Regions from separate parts of the Mus musculus genome. Here regions 1 and 3 are each linked to region 2. The links are chromatin loops, found by intact Hi-C in ENCODE. Cell type or tissue: left cerebral cortex. All regions are shown on one strand.

Region 1 (2,500 bases), 86 kb after region 2:
AATCAGGTGAGATCAGATTATTACAGACACTGTCTTAATTTTCAGTTTCCAAGCTACTGAAAATATATTTAGCTCCTTCCCTCCTTCCTTTTAAATGATTTCTAGTTGAGAACTAAGTCTCTTAACCAAGGGTGGCCAAGTTTTCCAGGCTTCCTCCGGCTGATCTTGTTGATATAATTGTGAATTAGGTTTGATGAATGAGTTTAGTTGTCCGCTGTCTGACTGGCTTTCGAAGCTTCATGCATTTTAATCAGCCCAGTGATTCATTTATTTTCCACTTGTGTGTGTGTGTGTGTGTGTGTGTGTGTGTGTATGCTGTGTGGAGGATCCTTTTCTTTCAAAAATAGAGTAGTCACAACAGAATTAATTATGCTTTGCATTAATCCTAAATATTTTTCCAGGTAGCTCACTAATTACATGACAGTGACAGGTGCTAAGGGTCTCCTTATGGAGGCTTCACTGAGGTTTCCATGTGTCTTTGGGGGCTTTCTCTGTGTTGCACAAGGCCCCCTTGTTTAATCATTTACACAGTAAAGTGTTAATCACCATTTAAGTTTCTCTTTGTGTTGTAACTTCTTCAGCTGAATACACATATCACTCTGGAAATATTGTGACCTCCTTCAACCAAGTGTCAATTAGACTTGAACCATAAATTCTTGGCAGGTTTTTAATTCTTTGAAAAAAAAAACCTCCCAAAAAACCAAAAAACAAAAACAAAAAAAACCAGAAAATCAAAAGAAAGCAACTACTTAGAGACAGCCATTTAAAGACTTGGAAAAAAATGCATTTGCAGGCTTGAAAAATAAATGCATCCTGTAACTCCCCGCCACCCAGAGAAACGGCTGGAAAAAAAAAAATCTACTCAATGCAAAGTGAACAGGTTACTTGACCTGTACAGTGAACCTGTAGGTGATTTCTGAAAGAAAGAAAATGCCAACAACTACAGTAATCTAAAGAATGAAGGATTCCTCCAAGTCAGAAGCGTCAAAATAAGGACTGAGTAAGCCACCCTGAGAGTACTTGGGAAATTCCGAACCTCCTGTGTGTAAGTGCAAAGTCATAGAAGGCATGCTTAGAACAGACAAAACCGCACAGGAAGTAGTGCAGTTGTGTAGTGTCTTTCCTTCAGCGCTGCACCTGTGCCTGGGGTTTGCATCTGAAATACTTGGCCTCAAGTCTCCCCCCTGTGCACAAATGTCTTTCATGCTCCCCTGAGAACAATCCCTCCCACACCTGCAAGTGCATAGGAAGTTTCCCTGCTTTCACAACAGGATTTGAAAAAGGCAAAATACCCAAACCATGTGTTTGCAGAGACTGTTGCTACCACCTTTTGTCCCTTGTAGCAACTCTTCAAAAACACACAAAAACTTAACGAAATTCGAATTTACATATTTTAATGAGAAAATATTATTTAGACTAGGTCATAATTTAATGTAGACACCTTTTAAAACTCTGTCTTAAAATGGGCATGCTGAGAACAAGGACATCAATATTTAAAATGCCATGCGAATTCTGTGCAGAGAGGAAGAAAAATAAAAGGGATTTTTTTTTCACAGCTTGAACAACACTACAATTTCTTTTTTAAATTAAGCAGGTCACAATGGAACAACTATTGGGTTGTTCTTTGTTTGTTTGTTTGTTTGTTTGTTTTCTGTCAATTACCTAGAATGCTAAAAGGAACATACCAAACCAAAGTGCATTTTACACAGTGTAAATCATTCCTATTTACAACTCTTTGCAGCCCTTTAGCTTCACGGAAAAGTTCTTTTAACAGAAAGATCTGTCCAGAGGACATCTCTGCTGACACCCCCTTCCCCTTCCCAGTCGGCTCATCTACACACTTCCCCACTCGCCCTAGGATTTCTCCCTCGGGCTTAGTTTACGTTCCTTTCTTTCTTTTTTCTTTTCTTTTTCCTTTTCCTTTCTTTTCTCTTTCATCAAAATAAATAGCTAAAAAGGTCTCTAAATAGTAAGAAAGTTAACATCCCAATTAACTTCCCCCATTCTCCCCCTACCTCCTTCCCACCCCCAAAGCTGGCCAGAAGAGCAAACATTCACATGACAACAGGTAATTGTAAAGAGGACTCTACCCCCTCGCCCCTAGCCTGGCAGATTTTCAAGTTCACTGTTTACATTTTTTTTTAAACCGCGCGCTTTGTAAACAATAACGGTGACTTTTAGCTGTGTTTTGCTTGTGTGTAGGACAAGCATCCTCCGGAGTTTTAGCAGCCTCCCTCCTCACTCCCAGCTAAGGGAGCTTCTGGCCGGAAACAAAACCCAGAAGGGGAAAAAAATCTTTAGAAGCCCGGGAGGCAGAGCCGCAGCCGGGGAAAGTAGCGGTCCGCCCATCCCGGCCTGATGGGCGGAGGCGATCCCTTTGGAGGATCAGTGAGTTGGTCTTGTGGCCACAGATTTTCAGGACCTAAGAAGATCCGGCCCTCTTAGTGCGGCTGCAGCCTCGGCGGGCTTCTGCTCCCGGGCAGTGTCTCTGGTCTTGAAA
Region 2 (2,500 bases):
GCCGGCCGAGCCCCCTGGCTGGCTGCCTCACACCCGGGCTGGAGGGAACCAACCCGACGCACTGGACAGGGGAGGAGAGCATCCCTGTTCTGGGGGTGCTGGAGAACAGATGCTGCCTGCCCGGAGAAGCACGAAAAGGACACCCTCTAGTGCCTCATGCCTTTGAGGGTGGATGGGTTGCCAAGCCTCCCCTCCCCCACCAGCCGCCCCGCAGCCCTACCCACACAGCCCCTTCCTCAATCCCCAAACACCCTACTGACATGCAAATTATATTTTATGATTGATTGTATTTTAAGATCCCTTTAATATTGTTCTCCGAGGAGACACTTGCTGAAGAGAGGAGGGTAGGTGGAACTTTGGATCTTGGGCCGGAGAGTGAGAGTTCTTTAATCTTTCTCCATTCCCCCCACCCCCACCCCGGAGTCTTTCTAGGAATCAAACATTACCGTCTATACGCCATATAAAGCACTTCGTGTTTTTTATTTAATATGCGAGATTAACCAGGCAAACGCAGACAATTTAAGGCGAAAATTGCCAGCCTGTCAGTTCAACCTGTGCAAATGTGTGTGTGTGTGTGTGTGTGTGTGTGTGTGTGTCCGCGCGCGTGTGCGCGCGCGCGCCTAATTTGAAAGTGGCTAGTAGCCTTAATTTATCACTTCCCGAGTGTGGCTATTTATAAAATGTTATTAAATAATCCTTTTATAAGAAAGCACTTCTAAAAATTTTTACCTTATTCAGTTAGGGAAAAGTCTAAAATGAAACGAAAAGGAAGAGAAAAGCAAAACCAAACTAAACCAAACCAACCCCCCCCTAATGTCTAATTCGATGTGACTTCTGTTATTCCTTTTAAAATCAATTCATCTTAAAGTGGTCCTAGAGGTCTGGGAGCACCGTTAAGGATCTGATAAAATGGGTGAGCCTTTGTGTGATCAATACATACCGTTAGCTGGAAATGTTTTCGCGTTTTCCCACAAGGAATATAGGTCCCTGTGGGGGGAGGGGGGAAGAAGTTTCTGTTTTCAGTTAGTCCAGGAAGAGCTAAGGATTTGAAATGATAAATACTAACATCACACCATTCTAGTGATGGGGGGAGCACAATTTTGAGTGTTTAATGTCCTTGGGCTCTTGGGTTTGTCTTCTTTTAAATGCTCTTTTAAACTATCCAACGTGTTAAACCAAACCATCCACTGCTTTCTGTAACCAACATTAACTATGCTCGTGTGCTTCATTTTTTTAAAAGTTGTAAATGATTTTTATAAAGGTTTTTTAGGGGGGGTGAAGAGATGACTCAGCGGTTAAGCGCACTGGCTGCTCTTCCAGACAGAGATCCTGAGTTCAAATCCCAGCAACCACATGGTGGCTCACAACCATCTGTAACAGGATCTGATGCCCTCTTCTGGCATATAGGTGTACATGCAGATAGAGCACTCATACATTAAATATTTTTTTAAAAAAAGATTTAAAAAAAAATCAAAATAGGGTCTTGTTCTTCACCATAAGTTTATCCAATGAAATTTACAATAGAAAGAGGGTGAGTTCTGGGGGTGGGGGGTGGGAGTGAATAAACTCTCACTTAGGTGTCACAGGATTTTCTATCCCCCAAATACTACTTACAAATGCCTGCCCTGATCAGAGACCCTTAAACCTGAAGGTGAAACCCACTAAAATGACTGACATTAGTGGGTGAGGCAGTTAAGCCTTGAACAAGAACAGTGTGTCTTACTTGACTTGGTGACTGCTGTTGAGTTCACAACATTGGGGCCTGGGCTTTATTTCACTCACCAGTGTTGGATCTACAGCTGGCTTCTTTTTCTTACAGCTGTCTGGTCCTTGAATTGGAGAGTGCCTATGAGTCTTACCAACCAGCTTAGCTGTTCAACCCTAAAGAGCCTGAAAACTCCTTCAAAAGCCCTTGCAAGTTGACACAGGGAAAGAGAAAAAAGGGAAGACAACAAAAGAAAAGCATTATCCCACCCCCTAATTTAAAAAACCAACTTTCTCTCTTAGGTGACATCATTCCTGCCGGTGACTTAGTCTAGAGGAAGCACCCAGCTGCAACGGGTCCTTTCAGCATTGACCAACCTGTTGGCTGTCGCCACACCGTTTTGTAAAGCTCTTCGGTTCTGGTTTTCTAGACTCTTGTCCGGCCTGCTCCATCCATCACCCTGGTAATGACCCTCACCTATCATTCGTCTAGCTTGCCATTCACCTTAATTCCTCAACTACACCTAGCAATGGCCAACCACAGGGCCCCAGAAGGAAACCACAGCCCCTCTTCCCTTTTTCTGCCCTATCTACCACAGCCTGTAAACATATGCCACCTTCCCTGGTTGTTGAACTAGAGTCCTCCTCCCTGCAGGTCGTTTCTGGAATGAAACCTGAGAGACTGCTCTTTCCTTTGCCTGTCCTTCCTTCCTTCTCTGAGACTTACACAGTCTATCCCATAGTCAAGAGGTAGTGGGAATCCTGCCACAGAAATGCCACCCTTTCTGGAACAACG
Region 3 (2,500 bases), 90 kb after region 2:
CAATGGGAAGGTATGAGCGGAGCAGCGCGCGGAGCCGGCTGGCAGGTGACCACTCACTCTGAGCTATCTGCCGCGCCGGTGGTGTTTGACATGGAAATTGCTCGGCTGGGGTATTCTGTTTCCTTTGCTTTGTGTCGGGTTTGTATTGTTAGCTAACTTATAGCACAGGCTTTCTCCTGAAGGGCGACCTTTCTACTTTGGTTGCCACTGCGCGGGGTTGATTGGATGGGTTGTTCAAATGGAAACCTACCTCGCAATCCCACCCCCAGTCCTGCAAGAGGCAGGTAGAAATTTGTCTGTCGCTTTAAAAAGGTGGTAAAGTTAATAGACGCATATAGATAGATATATTTGGACAGCTGGGTGGATAAGTCCGTTTTGAATATATATATATTCAATATATATATATTGGTTGTGAGCCTAGCCTTTAACGGCTGAGCCATCTCTCCAGGCCAAGGTAAGTTTGGGGTTTTTGTTTTTTGTTTTTTGTTCTTTGAAAAGAATGGATGAATGTATTAGGTTCTGCTTTAATACGTTTTTCAGAGATTTAATGGGCACAAGGACGTTCAGGGTAAATTGAGGCAAGGCAGCGTGTGGGCCTGGGGAGGGCGGGAGTTTGTCCAATGTACGCTATGGCTTCCGGGTCTCCTTTTTCCAGGTGCTTGCGAAGTCTGAGGTTTCTTGGAAGTTAGCGGGTCAGCATTTTGCAGACCCCTCCCCCTTTTTACATGGGAATAGTTTCTTTAGAGTTTAGAACTCCATGAAAAGACAAACAGTGCCTGCTGAGACCAGCGAGGTTTTTTTTTTGGGGGGGGGGGGGGCACGTGGCACCAGGCCTGGAGAGAATAGCGGGCTCCTTCGAGTTCATATTTGCCTTGTGAGGATTAAATGAATCATTAGTATCATTATCATCATCATCTTCTTCTTCGTCGTCGCCGTCTTCATCAAACTGTTAGGGAATAAACCGCGACTCAACCCTTCGGCTTGCACGCAATGAGTACAAGCCAGGAGTTCCACGCTTTTCAGCGCTTTCCGGGGGCCTTTGTGGTTTTAAAAAGAACCCCATGCCACTAGGTTAAATACTTAATACCTACAGCCTAACAGAACTGTCTTTAAACTCCGAAAACCTCTTTTTCCTTTTTTCTTTCTTCCTCCCCCTCCCCCATAGGAGCAGACTGATAGTTGTAGTGTGACGTTTGTTACACTTTGAGTGACAGTAGAGCATTAGTCTGTGAATAGCAAGAAAACCTTTCAGCTTCCGAGCGCGCGCACACACACACATACACACACACACACACACACACACACACACACACACACACACACACACATCCCTACTCACATAACTTCATTAACCACAGTTTCGAAGCCGGTCAATAACTCACCAAAACGTAACTTAAACACGACGAATTTAGGAGATTAAACAATTTCATTAATATTGAAATGGCTCTGGCGCCTGGGCTGCTGCGCTTTAGATGCAAGCGCACGTTTTTCAATATTAACAGAGTGCTTGAAGGGAAGACTCAAGTCACCTTCTTAATTCGGGGGAAAAAATAACCAGGAGGAGGGAGGAGGTGCGAGCAGGGGGGTGGGGGTAGAAGCATTGACCCGTCTCTGGGGGCAAGGCTAGAACAGGGCAGATATGTGGATCTCCCTTCTCCAAAGATTAAATCAGTTGGACCCTAGGCCCAGTTTGGGCCAGAGGCAGCCCTACTGGACTGAGCTGCGCGCGCTACAACAACAAACTAAGGTTTGGTGGTGTTTCTGCGCGTGCCCGGGTTAGGCTCCAGGGCCTGCAGTGGGAGGAGCTGGGAGCGCAAAGGGGTGGGGAACCCGAGGGGTGTTTGAAGTGGGATGGAGTTCTGGTTCCTTGCCTTGCTTGCTCTAGATAGAGCTTCGGAGGCACTAAAGCAATCGCGGCTTTAAGCCAAGGTAGGATTGCTCCTGGGTGGAAAGGTGCCGGCTTGGAAGCCCTTGAGTATTTTACAGATTCCCTTTAGCAAACATGTGCAGGGGTTCATACCGAAATGCAAAGATGGATAAAATATTTATGGTGATTGCATCCCAGATGGTAAAAGACCATCGTCCCTACCTCCCCCCCCCCCAGCCCTACCCCCAATGGCAACCAGTAAGATACTTTTCTACCCGGTCTGGGTGAGGAATAGCGTAAGGTTTAACAATTGACATTTTGTTGTCCTGCAAAAGGGGTCTTTGTGTGGTTGTCGAAATCACTGCTCAGAGCAAACAGAAGATTAACTAAATTCTAAAAGTGAAAACGTTCACGGGGGGGGGGGGGACACGGACAAACCCAAAACAATCACTTTAACTTGGAATAAATCTTTGTTCATTTCCCTGGGGAAAGTTGTCACCACTGTGTCCATGCAGTATTACATGTAGGAATTGATGTTTGCCGAATTTTCAGTCTCATTACTTTTGAGAAGGAAGCTGAGGCTCACTGCCCATGTTTAGGGTTAATCAAGTAAACAGAACTTAATCACTTAAG

What was found. Hi-C counts contacts between places; a loop is a spot of excess contacts. Peaks named below come from ENCODE experiments on the same cell type or tissue, not always from the same donor. Only the 100,000 strongest peaks of a DNase experiment are listed, where the experiment ranks them.
Region 1: it touches region 2 in a loop (2.8-fold over the local background); 7 of 42 quality-filtered maps call a loop at or near these places.
Region 3: a loop joins it to region 2, with 2.7 times the contacts of the local background. A loop is called at or near these places in 5 of 42 quality-filtered maps.

The regions. Positions count from the first base shown.
Region 1 is chr9:69,756,333-69,758,832 of GRCm38, forward strand. Foxb1 (forkhead box B1) reads right to left here. Exons shown (of 2, transcript NM_022378.3): 2 at 1,378-2,500. Among named protein-coding and RNA genes, the nearest start is that of Foxb1, 3.4 kb to the right of the region's middle. In left cerebral cortex, no CTCF peak of the experiment used is centred here; no DNase peak of the experiment used is centred here.
Region 2 is chr9:69,670,802-69,673,301 of GRCm38, forward strand. It overlaps Gm31469 (a long non-coding RNA gene), which reads right to left and starts at 1,831. Exons shown (of 3, transcript XR_379585.2): 1 at 1,783-1,831; 2 at 941-987. In left cerebral cortex, a CTCF peak has its summit at 1,378 (motif pointing left); no DNase peak of the experiment used is centred here.
Region 3 is chr9:69,761,168-69,763,667 of GRCm38, forward strand. It overlaps B230323A14Rik (RIKEN cDNA B230323A14 gene), which reads left to right. Exons shown (of 5, transcript NR_040765.1): 1 at 1-45. Among named protein-coding and RNA genes, the nearest start is that of B230323A14Rik, 1.3 kb to the left of the region's middle. In left cerebral cortex, no CTCF peak of the experiment used is centred here; no DNase peak of the experiment used is centred here.